Linked DNA regions of Homo sapiens: region 2 is linked to region 1. A link is a contact called in ENCODE Hi-C or POLR2A ChIA-PET data. All regions are on one chromosome and are shown on one strand. Each heading gives the region's core, a stretch centred on a gene start or an enhancer-like site at or near the end of the contact. The rest is flanking DNA. Distances are from core to core; before and after follow the strand shown.

Region 1 (6,945 bases), core at 1,367-3,866:
TCAAGCCATTAAGCATCTCCTCGGATGAGGCCCTGCATTTTCCAAAATGCTAATTTTGTTTTTTTAATGTTGCCCGAAAGGGAAGCAGAAAGTCCCAAAGCCCAAGCCAGAATGGGGAGAGGGGGCCGTGAAGGCTCAGAGAAGCCAGGAGACAGCTCCCTTCAGCTGCCCGTGAATTCGGCAGAAGGGCTTGTTTTTCCCATCACCTGAGGATCCGAGCCAGTTTGTGGAAAAACAGACTGCAGAGATACGCGGGTGGGAGGAAGAGAAACAGCGACAGATAACAGACAGCTGCGCAGGCCAGCGGTGCTGCTCAAGCCAGAGGCCTGTTTTAATTAAAGCAGCAGAGAGCTGGAGCCACTGCCAGGAAGGCCGCCTCAAGGGTGAGGTGCCCTCGCCTGTGCCCGTCTGGCAGCTCCAGTAATGAGGTCCCCGCCGGAGGCCCAACGCACAACACAAACACGCACGGTGCCACCCAATTATCACGTTTCTCGGCTCCCAGGAGCTCAGCGATGCTCCCCCTACAGGCGCCCTAATCAGGGAAAGCCGGGAAGGGACCGGGATAGAACCCAAGGGCCTCCACCTCACTCCCCAAGGCCTGGGACACACGCTCCAGGGACAGCCTTCATGGTCCTGGCACATCAGAGAGCTCCGGAACATGCGGGGCTGCTTCCCTGGGACACACGCTCCAGGGACAGCCTTCATGGTCCTGGCACATCAGAGAGCTCCGGAGCACGCGGGGCTGCTTCCTGAGGCTGCTGAGGTCCCTGGCCGAGGCGTAACTGCCCCGGGCACCCCAGGTAGGATGCGGAATCTGCTTCGCTCCAATAGCTGACACAAGGTGAGAAGGCTGCACCTACCACCACCCTGGGGCCTGCCCTGGGAGCTACTCAACTCTGCAGAGGGGCTGTGCAGGTGCCGTCCCAGGGGATAAGGACACCCCACTCCAGCCCCAGCTGGACAATTGCTGTGTGGGTCAGTGCAACAGGCCAAGGCCCCCTCTCACTGGGTCTCAGAGCTCTGTTCAGTACAGTGAGGTGGGGACAAGGTGGCCTCCTAGGGATCTTCCTGCTGACTGTGGGTGCTGGGAGGCCCGGAGCGGCCTATTCACCAACTCAGGCCCAGGGTGGAGCAGAGAATGACTCAAGGCTACCCCAGCCTCTTTCTCAGACCAAGTACTGAGTGGGGCCTGACTGCGGGGTCTGTCTGGATAGCCGGGCCAGCCTCCAAGGGGCAAGGCACCATCCAGAAGAAGTACCTTCATGGACTCCACTGCCACACAGCCAAAGGGCCACAGAAAGATGGTGATGACAATGACCACAACAGTGATGATGATGGCGGTGATGATGATGATGGTGATGATAAAGATGATGATGGCAATGGTGGTGATGAGGATGGTGGTGGTGATGGTGATGATGATAATGATGGTGATGATGACAGTGATGATGGTGATGGTGGGGATGGTGATGATGATGGTGGTGATAACGATGATGATGGCAATGGTGGTGATGAGGATGGTGGTGGTGATGGTGATGATAATGATGGTGATGATGACAGTGATGATGGTGATGGTGGGGATGGTGATGATGGTAATGGTGATGACTATGATGGTGATGATAATGATGGTGGTGATAACAGTACACACATAGATATTCTTGCTTTATATTCTCACAACAACCTCAAAGTAGGTTTTATTATCTTCATTTGACACCTGAGGAAACTGAGGCTCAGAGAATGTTATTACTTATAAATGACATCCACAACTCTCTCCTTCCAAAAGATGTTTTAAACACACCTTAAATTCTGTGGTATCTGAGTGAGATTGTGTGTGCATGACTGTGTGCATAGGCGTGCCTGGGAATAAGACCACTCCAGCCCAACACCTGTGTGATGGGAACTCCTGGTCCTGTCTCACCCCTGAGCTGTCTCCCTGCAGCTGCAGTTCACTACAGGACAGTATGGACCCCGCTCACTGGCAATGCCTAAATCACCCATTCTCAATCTTCCTTCACCATGCAGGCAGGGTAGCGGCAGGTGCAGGTGATGTGTCCTTACAGGGGAGGGAGCACAGGCTTAGGTGCCCAAGAACTCGAGCTCAAACCCTAGCTCTGCTCCTGAGGAGTTGTGGGGCCTTGGACAAGGACAGGGAAGGAAACTGAGGCTGTGAGGTTGACACTATGCCTCTCACAGATCCTGTGCAAAGGCCCAGGGAAACCCTTCGATCAAGGCCAACTAGCAATACCACCATCCTAGAAGGACAGGCAGGCGGTCTGGGGGAGTTGCAGCCTCCCTCACAACCACGTTGCACTATCTTCCTTTAAATCAAAGGTCTTAAACATAATTTCTACCCTTCTCCAAGCTTACGTATCTCTCGCACAACCTTATGTATCTCCCACACTGTTACGGATCGACAAGAGCAAAGTCACACAGCCTGTGATGATGGGGATATCTGTCTTGAACCTGAACTTGTACGGAGGGGTCATTAGGCCAGCAGGTGTGCAAACCCTGCAGGTGGATGCATCTGCAAAGGATTCTCTGCCGCACTCTTCCTAAGCGGGGAAGCAGAGAGAAGAAGAGCAGGCAGCCTCAAAGTCAGGGGTGTGCCAGACGCCCTGTAAACTTGGAAGGAATTTGGCTTTGCTCGCCAAACCACAGCTGAGCAGAGGCAAAGCTATGAAGCTCAGCTTCTAGTAAACTGGAAAAAGCAAACTATCTGGATGCTGCACAGGGGAGACATCACGTGAAAGGTCCAGAGACAATCCCTCCCCTGCCCACTCCCTCTGGAACCGGTTTCCTGAGCCATCAGCCTGTTTCTTTAGAGACCGTGGCCAGAAAAAGGAGCCCACTGGGGCTTCGATATGGAAAGTGAGTTTTCCTGTGTGCAAAACAAAAGAGCTGAAACCGACACACACACCCTGTGCAAAAGCTTCCTTTTCAAGCCAGCCTTACAAAGAGGAGTTTTTAAGCCAACCATCTGCTTCCTCTGTTTCTTGTCCGCGTAGCTCTCGGATCCAGAGGGGTCAGAGATGGAGGGCGCATGTCGTTCTGATTCTCAGGGCCAAGGGCACAGGACCCAGCACTGGACATAAACAGCTGGGATGGCCCAGAGATATCATTTGACTCAGCTCACACTCAGGGTCCAGGCTGGCCCTAAAATAAGAGCTTTACTGAACCTACCTAGAGCCTGGGAGCTGGGGAGGAGCCCAGAAAGGATTTGAGGAGTTTAGCTGAAACGCAGTTGCCACCAAGAGGGCACAGAAAGGAATGGGAGGCTCTGAGTTCGGTCAGGCTGGAAGGGAAGCACAATCTGTGGTTCCTCAAAAAGCTAAACATGGAACTACCATATGACCCGGCAATTCCATCCATCAGCATCTGCCCAGGAGACTCAAACAGACACCTGCACACCCATGTTCACAGCAGCACTAATCACAATAACCAAAAGGTGGAAACAACCCAAGTGTCCATCAGCAGACAAATGGATACACAAATGGGGTGTGGCCGTGGAGTGGAATATTACTCGGCCCTGAAAAAGGAAGAGAGCATTGATACATGCTATGCTGTGGATGCACCTTGAAAACACTGTGCTCAGTGAAAGAGCCCATCACGAAAGGTCATATATCATGGTTCATTTAAGTCCCATAATGACTTACATGAAATATTTAGAATAGGCAAGCTCATAGAAAGAGAAAGTAAATTGGGGCTATCAGGGGCCCAGGAGGGGGTGATAGGACTGACTGCTGAATAAGTGTGGGGCTTCCATTTGGAATGATGAAAATTTTGGAAACAAAGAGTGGTGATGGCAGCACACCATTGTGAATGTAACTAATGCCACTGAATTAAACACTTAAAAATGGCTAAAATGGGCTGGGTGCAGTGGCTCACACCTGTAATCCCAGCACTTTGGGAGGCTGAGGTGGGTGGATCACCTGAGGTCAGGAGTTCAAGACCAGCCTGGCCAACATGCTGAAACCCCATCTCTACTAAAAATACAAAAATTAGCCAGGTGTGGTGGCGCACACCTGTAATCTCAGCTACTCGGGAGGCTGAGGCAGGAGAATCACTTGAACCCAGGAGACGGAGGTTGCAGTGAGCCGAGATAGCGCCACTGCACTCCAGCCTGGGTGACAGAGTGAGACTCCATCTCAAAAAAAAAGAAAAGGTTAAAATTGCAAACTTTATGTGATATATATTTGCCACAATGAAAACAAGAGCGAGAGAGAAGGCTGGTGGGCAGGTCCACGTGCCATATTTTTTTTTTTTTTTTGAGACGGAGTCTTGCTCTGTCGCCCAGGCTGGAGTGCAGTGGCACGATCTCAGCTCACTGCAAGCTCCGCCTCCCAGGTTCACGCCATTCTCCTGCCTCAGCCTCCTTAGCAGCTGGGACTACAGGCTCCTGCCACCACGCCCAGCTGATTTTTTTTTGTATTTTTAGTAGAGACTGGGTTTCACTGTGTTAGCCAGGATGGTCTCAATCTCCTGACCTCGTGATCCACCCGCCTCGGCCTCCCAAAGTGCTGGAATTATGGACGTGAGCCACCGCGCCCAGCCCCACGTGCCATTTTTTTAGGGTTTGGATGTAAACATTGCACATGCAGGGAGGACAGATGTTGGAAATGAGATGGAGCTACAAGTTCATGAAACCCCACTTCATATTCCTCCTCCCTAGGCACCCAGGGAATGACTGCCCAGCATCCCTGCAACCACGCCAGGCCAGGGGACCAGTCCATGGCCCATGCTCACCTGTGACATGTGACAATTCTGGGCTGAGGTGGTGACAAGCCTGTGCCTCCATGAACATGGAAGCCCGTGTTGATAGCTGAGCCCAAGAGCTAGGCGGCCTGGGCCTCTGAGCTCCCCCATGCCACAGCGTCCAGCAGAGGGGCTCAGGACCGAGGACGGCCTCTGAGCTCCCCGACGCCACAGCATCCAGCAGAGGGGCTCAGGACCGAGGACGGCCTCCGAGCTCCCCCATGCCACAGCATCCAGCAGAGGGGCTCAGGACCGAGGACGGCCTCCGAGCTCCCCCACGCCACAGCATCCAGCAGAGGGACTCAGGACCCAGGACGGCCTCCGAGCTCCCCCACGCCACAGCATCCAGCAGAGGGACTCAGGACCGAGGACGGCCCCCGAGCTCCCCCACGCCACGGCATCCGGCAGAGGGGCTCAGGACCGAAGACGGCCTCCGAGCTCTCCCACGCCGTGGCATCCGGCAGCGGGGCTCCGGACCGAGGACAGCCTCCGAGCTCCCCCATGCCACGGCGTCAGGCAGAGGGGCTCAGGACCGAGGACACGGCATCAGCCCCAGATACCGGAGATGATCGTGGCTGCAGCACATCCCAGCCCATCTTCAGCCAGAGCTTTCCCGACCTCGGCGCTCTCAGTGACCCCAGGCTCATCAGCCAGAAGATGGGGACACAGATTTCGCGTGAGTGGTTCTGTCTGACAAATGGGTCAAGAGCTGAAGCGACCGTCCACCTCCTTCTTCCTCAGGTTGAGGACTTGAGGGTTTCTAAAGGGCCCTGAACACCACCCACCCTCCCCAACCCACCGCTTCTCCGTCCCTCCGTTGCCTTCATCGAGCTCCGCAGAATTCAGATTCTGAAGGTGGGCGTGGATGTCATTTGGCCAGAGCCGGGCTTTTGATAAGCTCTAAGCTCACGGGCTGCCTCTGGAGGGAACAGCTCAGGGGGCTCCCCACGCCCAAACATTTGCCTCTCACTGTGGCTACTTCAAGAGGAACGAGCCATGCAGAGGGACGGGTGAGTTCCAAGAAGCACCAGAACCCCTGGGAACTCCAAGCACATATCTGGGTGTTTGGGTGGGGTTTTGGGGGATTTTTTGTTTCTGCTTTTGTTTTCAGACAGGATCTCGCTCTGTTGCCCAGGCTAGAGTGTAGCGACACAATCTCGGCTCACTGTAGCCTTGAACTCCTGAGCTCGAGCACTCCTCCCACCTCAGCCTCCAGAGTAACTGGGATTATAGGCGTGTACCACCAGGCCCGGGTAATTTTTTTAAGAGATGGGGTCTCACTATGTTGCCCAGGTTAAGACACATATTTGAATCCCAGGAGGACATTGAGATCTCCATTTTCCTGGCTACCCTCCAAGTGATGCCTTGTTCCCTGTGGCCCCAGCACCCCCACAGGCAGCAGGTTCCTGCTGAAATGAACAAAGCTGTCCTACCATGTGTTCACCAGCTCTCCCCTGCCCCAGCCATGCCTGGAACGGGCCCCAGGCCCTTTGCTGCAGCTGTGCCATGCCTGGAACAGCCGTGCTGGCTCTCACCTTTCTGCCCATCCTGAATGAAGCCATCCCACTCTATGACGTGCAGGCCTCTCTCAATGTCCTTCACCACACACCATCTCTAAAAATGTATGTGCTTCATGACTGTGTGCTGCCTGCTCCCCGGAAGAGCCAGCCCCATGAGGACAGCACCCGTTCCCTACCCCCACTGTGTTCCCAGAACCCTGCACGGAGCCTGGCACACAATGAATCCTCTGGAAGTATTTGTCGTCTTAAATTCTGTGGAACCGAATTTGTTTTTTTTTTTAAGATGGAGTCTCGCTCTGTCGCCCAGGCTGGAGTGCAGTGGCATGATCTCGGCTCATTGCAATCTCCGCCACCCGGGTTCAAGCAATTCTCCCGCCTCAGTCTCCTGAGTAGCTGGGATTACAGGCATGCGCAACTGTGCTCAGCCTAATTTTTGTATTTTTAGTAGAGATGGGGATTCACCATATTGGCCAGGCTGGTCTTGAACTCCTGGCCTCAAGTGATCTGCCCACCTCAGCCTCCCAGAGTGTTGGGATTACAGGCATGAGCCACCGCACCCGGCCTTGTTGAACCAATTTTGAATTCAGGTGCAAAGCTGTGCTCCACCCACCGCACTGTTCCCACATGTGGGAATATTTGAGCCAGAAAAAGAAAACGTTGGATGGTCTTCATTACT
Region 2 (7,260 bases), core at 4,086-6,585, 84 kb before region 1:
ATCCACCCGCCTCAGCCTCCCACAGTGCTGGGATGACAGGCGTGAGCCGCCGCGCCCGGCCAGTTTCATGCAGTTTTATCACACGTGCAGCTCAGGCACCAGCCACCTACCTTTCTAAGAAGGGAGGCTTTTGATGCTAGAGGGCAGGAGGAATCTCAGTGGCAGGAATGTGAGGCCACAGACCACCCACCCCATGGAGGCCCCGGACGGGCGTGCGGTCACAGGGCAGCACTGACTCCAGAGGGAGGGTGAGGCGGGCAGTGGAAGAGGAGAAGGTAAGAAGTGCCCCTGCCCCAGTGCACACCCAGAGCGCCCACGTGGGAAGCACGTCTCACCTCCGTGATGATGTAAAAGTCGTCCCCAGGCTCTCCCTGGACCACAATTTTCTCTCCATCTTCAAACTGGACGGGCTCCAGCGCATCCGCCACGGTCAGACGCTCCCACTTCTCCAGGGACTCTGTCGGGGGAGGATGAGGACAGGTCATCCCGGGGCCCACGCCCCCACAGCCACAGTCCAAGACAAGGGCCACCGCTCTTCCCGAAAGGTGTCCTCAGAAGCAATCACAACACCAGCTCCGTGACCAGTAAGCTGCATAAGATGAGGCCGTGACGCTGTCCCCCAGCACCTCTGTGCCAGGGGGCCTGGGTTTTCTTGCAGTCAGTGGGTCCCAGACGCATGCAGCTCATGTGCCCTCTTCACCAGTTGCGGAGGGAGCTATTCTGACACTTATCCCTGGCTTAATGTAAATACCCAGCAGTGAAAACTGACTCCAGGTTAACTCAGTATGAAAATACTTTTGTTACTTCAAAAGAATAGAGCTGCTTACATTTTTGCAAACAATGGAGTCCCAGCTAAGCACAAAGCCTACTAAGTGGTTTAAAATAACTCAGAAGCCAGGCACAGTGGGCTCACGCCTATAAATCCCAAGACTTTGGGAGGCTGAGGCAGGAGGATCGCTTGAGGCCAGGAGTTCAAGACCAGCCAGGCCGACATAATGAGACCCCATCTCTACAAAAAATGTTTTAAATCAGCCAGGCATGCTGGTGTGTACCTGTAGTCTCAGCTACTCAGGATGCTAAGGCGGGAGGATCGCTTGAGGCCAGAGTTCAAGACCAGCCTGGGCAACACAGTGAGATCTCGTCTCTACAAAAATTAAAAAATTAGCCAGGCGTGGTGGTGTACACCTGTGGTCCCAGCTCCTCAGGAGGATGAGGCAAAAGGATCACTTGAGCGCGGGAGGTCGCGGCTGCAGTGAGCTATGATCACGTCACTGCACTCCAGCTTGGGAGACAGAGCAACACCCTGTCTCAAAAAAAAAAAAAAAAGAAAAAAGAAAAAAACAGAAAAACTGGCCGGGTGCAGTGGCTCAAGCCTGTAATCCCAGCACTTTGGGAGGCTGAGGTGGGTGGATTGCCTGAGCTCAGGAGTTCGAGACCAGCCTGGTCAACATGGCAAAACCCCATCTCTACTAAAATACAAAAAAAATAATAATAATACATGAATAACAAAATAATTCAGAATGGTAACTGCCCATCGAAAAGAAACACTGTTCATCAGGGGACTGATCAAACAACATGGAACTGCATTTATGTTGCAACATTAAGGCACAGTATACGTTCTACTATTTTAGGTCAAAATGCTTACTTCCCATGCCAAGTTTATCTTTAAATGCTTGCAAACTCAATGTTATCTTTCCGCCCTTCTCACAAGGTCTTCCCTTCCCTGTCTTTATTCATCCCTAACCCTTGGAAGGAAAAAAAATTTACTAACGTCAGATTTTATAAGAAAATAATGATCACCTGATTAACGATTTCTTTTTTGACAAAAAAAAAAAAAAAAAAACAAACGTTTCCTGGCCTATACAAATCAGATGCTACCTATGTAGGTCAGAAGCTAAAAATAAAAAGCAAAGCATTTATTTTACATCTAGGTTAGGAGGGAGATTTCTCTCCTTAAAAATCCCTGTCGGCGCCGTAGGTTGCAAAGGAAAATGCTTCCCACGAACCCCAGGGCCGGGCAGATTCTGCAGCATAGGGAAGGGGGGCGAGGACCCCACAACCAGAGCTGTTTGACCAGCTTCCTAAAAACAGGGTCCGTACCAGCTGGGCGCGGTGGCTCACGCCTGTAATCCCAGCACTTTGGGAGGCCGAGGCGGGCGGATCACGAGGTCAGGAGATCGAGACCATCCTGGCTAACACGGTGAAACGCCGTCTCTACTAAAAATACAAAAAATTAGCCGGGTGTGGTGGCGGGCGCCTGTAGTCCCAGCTACTCCGGAGGCTGAGGCAGGAGAATGGCGTGAACCCGGGAGGCGGAGCTTGCAGTGAGCCGAGATAGCACCACTGACCTCCAGCCTGGGCAACAGAGCAACACTCTGTCTCAAAAAAAAAAAAAAAAAAAAAAAGTCTGTACCAGACAGAAGCTGCTGAATAATTCAGAACCCAGGCGTGCTCCCAAGCAGGCCAACACATCAGTGCACACCTGACAATTAAATGATGCAGGTGATTTTTTAGAGCAATTATGGTTTGTGTTCAGGGTGCAGAATGAGACCAGCATATGAATTTGGAGTGTTTTCTTTACTGGTTTCCTTACAAGGACAGTAATACGAGGCATCTCATTTCAGAAGTCAGCTGCAGTTAGGAAGTTCATTTCCACATATTTGATTAGCAAATGCTTACTCTATTACATTTGAAACCTGTAGTATTCTGAGTTCTAAAAACAAAAATTATCTCCTGGCTACATTAATCTTGGATGAAAACTGACAGAAGAAACCACAGGGAGATGGCACTTTTGGCCCCATTTTTTTTTTCAAGAGACAGGGTCTCGCTCTGTCACCCAGCCTGGAGTGCAGTGGCGTGATCACGGCTCACCACAGCCTTGAACTCCTGGGCTCAAGCGATCCTCCCACCTCGGCCTCCCAAAGTGCTGGAATTACAGACATGAGCCACCACACCCGGCTAACTTTTTAAAAATTTTTTGGAGAGACAGGAACTCGCTATGTTATCGAGGCTGGTCTGGAGTTCATGGCCTCAAGTGATCCTCCCACCTCAGCCTCCCAAGTAGCTGGGACTGCAGGCATGTACCATCATGTCCAGCTAATTTTTTATTTTGCACAGATGGGATCCATCCCCATTCACCATGTAAACTGCAGAATAAACGCAGTCACGTGTCCCAAAAAGCACCTGACAAGGGCAGCCTGCAGCCACAGGACGAGACGTCGTAAGGCTGCGTGCACCTGCCCAGGGGGGAACCCATCGTCAAGCTCTGTGCTGGAATTCTGCAGACTTGCAGCTCCCATGTGGGCCATGCTGATTCTACGGGGTCTCCTGTCCTAGGGGCCGAGCCCTGCGCGTTCAGGAGAAAGCGGGGTCCCAGGAGCATCCAGGCACAAAAGCCGTTCCCAGGTTTCTGGTGTGGGGACAGAAATGCCGAAGCCCACGGCTTCAGGCTCATCCAGGGCCATCCCTCCGGCCAAGCTGCCTGCGGAGACACCGCCCCGCCAGCCACTTTTTGGAGGACTTTGTGCCGATGCTGACTGGGCAGGAAAAGGGAATCGTGCCTTGTGGTTACTCTTCTGGGAGGCCACGGAGAAGCCGGTCACATTGCTGGCTGCTGCATTAATCAGAGGAACATAAATGGGCGGACGGAGGCCACGCGGCCAGGGCGTGCGACGGCCCCTAAGAGCCCGGGACGCAGGAAGCAAGAAGCCACCTCCAGCCGGGGGGTCACCAGCCCTCGCCCGGAGCAGGGAGAGGGTCTCGCCCTTCATGGCCTGCAGCAACCGTTGTCTCGACAGCGCTGGTGAATGAAGGAGTCTGTGGGCACAGGGCTGACTATGCAGTGCCTGGTGGGCACCAGGGGCCGGACCACCCAGGTCTGGCTGAAAGGCAGCGGGACGCCCAGACGGGCGGCAGAGGCCCTGCGTTTGGGATTTTGCAGAGGGAGCAAATGTCCCCCTCTCGGCCCCTATAAAATCTGGCGGACCAACTCGTTTTGTGTTTCCAAGTATGACATTTTCAAAATGGCACTAGAATTAAAACCAGACACAAAGCCACACAGGTGATTCCATTCCCACGAAACGTCCCGAGCAGGCAAATAATCCACAGAGACCAGGAGGGTCCGGGGGCTGCCAGGGCCGGGAGGGCAGGGGGGGTGACGGCTCACAGGGACGGGGCTCTGTCTCGGGTGAGGACGGGGCTCTGGGATGGGAGCGGTGCCGACAACGTCGTGTGTAGACTCAACGGCCCTGAAATGCGCTTCCGGGAAAGGTCAAAACGGTCGGCGTGCTGTGACGTGCATTTTACCACAATGGAAAGACCCGCACGCTCCTTTCTCGACATTTCACAGAAGGATTTCAGAGAGAACAGGGGTCAAAGTCCTCCCCAAGAAGGAACACAGGCACAGCCACACTGCATACACACACGTGCACACACACAGGCGCACACACCCACTCACACATGTGCACACTCACACCCCCCACACGTGTGCACACCCACGCACACACGCACACACCCACAGTGCACACTCACACCCACTCACACACGTGCACTCACACCCACGCACACACGTGTGTGCACACCCATACACACCCACACACGCGTGCACACACCCACTCACACACGTGCCAAACACATGCGTGCACACCCATGCACACACACTTGCACACTCCCAGGTGCACACACACCCCCTCACACGTGCACACTCAAACCCCCACACTCACATGCATGCACACCCATGCGCACACACCCACACACAACCCACACGGTGCACTCACACCCTCACACACGTGCAATTCACACGCATTCTACACACATGCACACACCCATGCATGTGCACTCGCACCCATGCACACTCACGTGTACACCCATGTGCACTCACATGCACACTCATGCACACACACGCACACACACCCCCATGTGCACACTCACCCCCACACACCTGCACGGTTCTGCCTGCTCTAGCCCAAGGAGCCCCCACTGGCCCAGCTGGCGCCATCGCGTATAACTCAGGCTTCAGCAGCGTCTTTCCTGCCAGGCCGTTAAGCAGGCTCACCCGAAGGTGAAAGGGCCCTGGGCACACCTGAAACCCCAGCCTGCCGTTATCCTTCCCGGAACTGAGAGCAATGATGGCGGCGTAGAAAGGGCAGAGGCGGCTCCCAGAGAAACTGCGCTTAGAAGGGAACTAGCACAGGTCAGGGAAAGCAGCTCGACCCAGCTCACACGTGTACCGGGAGCCAACACTGGCTTTCAGCTCTACACGGACTGGTGTGGAGGGAAGGCTGGGGGCGCGGCTCTGACAGCAAAGGGAGAAGCAGACAGGAAACGCACAGGATGGCAGAGACGTTGAGAAGCAGGGCAGCCCCGCCCACGAGAGAGGAGGCAGGCTCTTGGGGTTTGCCAACAAGTGACAGTGTGTGTCATCTGTGCACGTGTCTGTGCGTGAGCATGCCTGTGTGTTGCACCCCAAACCTCCATAATACCAACAACACTCAACTGCCAGCCACGCAGGGAATGGGGAAGAGGCCGGGGTGGCCAGCAGGCGCCCAGATGTCGGGACACACAGCCGTGCAGGGGCGCAGCCACTGACCTAGGATGGAGACCTTGCTGAGGAACTCCTCGTACATCTTGCGTTTCCTCAGCGTGCTGCCCTGTTCGGGAGAAAGTAAAAAACAGACAAGAAGGTGAATCTTCATACCTGGATCATCCTGACGTTTCCAGATTTCCCCAAATGACTCTCAACTTTTAAATGAGACCCTCCAAGCATTCCAAGTCCCCAAAGCCCTCGACGACTCGGAGTCTGCGTGAGCTGCCACGGTGTCCTATGCCCCCCACCTCCCTCCTCCCGGGGGGCTTCTGGAGAAGCTCCCGGCATGGTTGCTAAGTGTCCTGGCTGGCAGCAGAGTTCCCCACCCAGCCAGGACCCGTGGTAGTTCCACACGGTGAGCGCACAGCCAGCCAGAGCCTGAACCCGGGTTTCTAGCCATGAAGGGCAGGGAGCTCATAAACACATCTGGAGAAACTGAGGCCAACACAGAGACTCAAGCACATGACGTAGAAGGGAGAGTGCGGCTGACGTCAGCTAAGACCCTGGATCCAGCCGTGCCTGAAGCTGCCTCGTTACCCATTAAAAGCCGATACTTGACTTCCCTCAACCCTGGGAAAAGCATGCTGAATCATACAATACCAACAAACACGGCCCTGTCAGCGTTATGTGAATTAGAAATTAGAATTCATTCTAGAAACTAGGATTATAAATGTGAATTAGAAAAACACACCCCTTCTTTAAGCACACACATCCCATCAAGCTGATGGGCCCTGGTGCAAACAGGAACGAGGCCCCTGCTCTAGGCAGTCAGCTCCAGCCTGGTGTGCAGAAAGCAGCCTGGGTCTCAGCCCCTCTCAACCCTCTGCCTGGGCCTTTGTACAGTGCACGAACTCCACAACTGTACAGAGCAGCCGCACGGTGGGTACGATTCAGCACTGCACATTCCAAAAACAGAGACACAGAGTCCACCCGGACAGCAGCAAGCTCGACTTTGCTAAAATTCAAATGGTATCATCCACTGACAGAGGCCACGCGTTCGAGTAGGGTGTACGCCGGGATGTGAGTCAGACCGAGAGACGACATGCTAGTGATGAGGTTTTTCCGTGACCCTAGATAAGTCCCCTGGGGTGTGGAGAAAGGAGGGAGGAGGGAACTTGCTGTGTTGAACGCCCACTCCAGGTCAGGGAGGGGGGCTCTTGGACACACTGACCCACATCGACCTCGCAACAGATAACCCTGAGAGGGGAACATACTTTTATCCTTATTTTCCAGAGGCAGAAACTGCAGCTCCGCAGGGCTGAGTGACCACCCTAGATAGGAACCACGGAACCAAGAAGGAAAGCCTAGACTGGGCCCTAAAAGCCCCAAAGCTGCCCCCGCCTCTCAACTTGAATGGGGACGTATTTTACCCCTTCCTGACATGCTGTTTTGCAAATTCCCGTAATGCCCTGAGACAGAAAACCACAGTGAGCAGCATTTACCAGGTGCCTCCCACCTGTGCAACTGACCAAGTGCTGACCAGGGGCACGCAGACACAGTGGCATGTGCAGTTTCTGAACATGTCCCTCCCCTCTCCTCCTTCCTGCTGACTGGCATGTGGAGATGATGGCTGGGGCTGCAGCAGCCATCCTGGGCCCCTGAGGAGCATCAGTAAGAGAAAGCTGGTTCTCGGGCCCCATGGAACAACACACCCACCCTAGACAGACTCCCAGAGC

The links. Hi-C counts contacts between places; a loop is a spot of excess contacts on that map. ChIA-PET counts read pairs that join two places held with the same protein, here RNA polymerase II (POLR2A). Pooled maps may share reads with other maps.
Region 2: a map of naive thymus-derived CD4-positive, alpha-beta T cell shows a loop between it and region 1 (6-fold over the local background). The contact joins two enhancer-like sites. A Hi-C loop is called at or near these places in 2 of 168 maps with a recorded cell type or tissue (naive thymus-derived CD4-positive, alpha-beta T cell and posterior vena cava) and 4 of 50 pooled maps. POLR2A ChIA-PET finds 5 or more read pairs at or near these places in 8 of 52 experiments (BJ, H1, HEK293 and 4 more).

The regions. Positions count from the first base shown.
Region 1 is chr7:665,620-672,564 of GRCh38, forward strand. All of the region lies in intron 4 of PRKAR1B (protein kinase cAMP-dependent type I regulatory subunit beta), which reads right to left. Among named protein-coding and RNA genes, the nearest start is that of DNAAF5, 58 kb to the right of the region's middle. Within about 2 kb of position 2,617, at least 9 of the 41 ENCODE cell types and tissues checked have a DNase peak (open chromatin) inside an H3K27ac peak, as active enhancers do.
Region 2 is chr7:578,921-586,180 of GRCh38, forward strand. PRKAR1B (protein kinase cAMP-dependent type I regulatory subunit beta) reads right to left here. Exons shown (of 11, transcript NM_001164760.2): 8 at 5,588-5,648; 9 at 336-457. Among named protein-coding and RNA genes, the nearest start is that of PRKAR1B-AS1, 20 kb to the right of the region's middle. Within about 2 kb of position 5,336, at least 5 of the 41 ENCODE cell types and tissues checked have a DNase peak (open chromatin) inside an H3K27ac peak, as active enhancers do.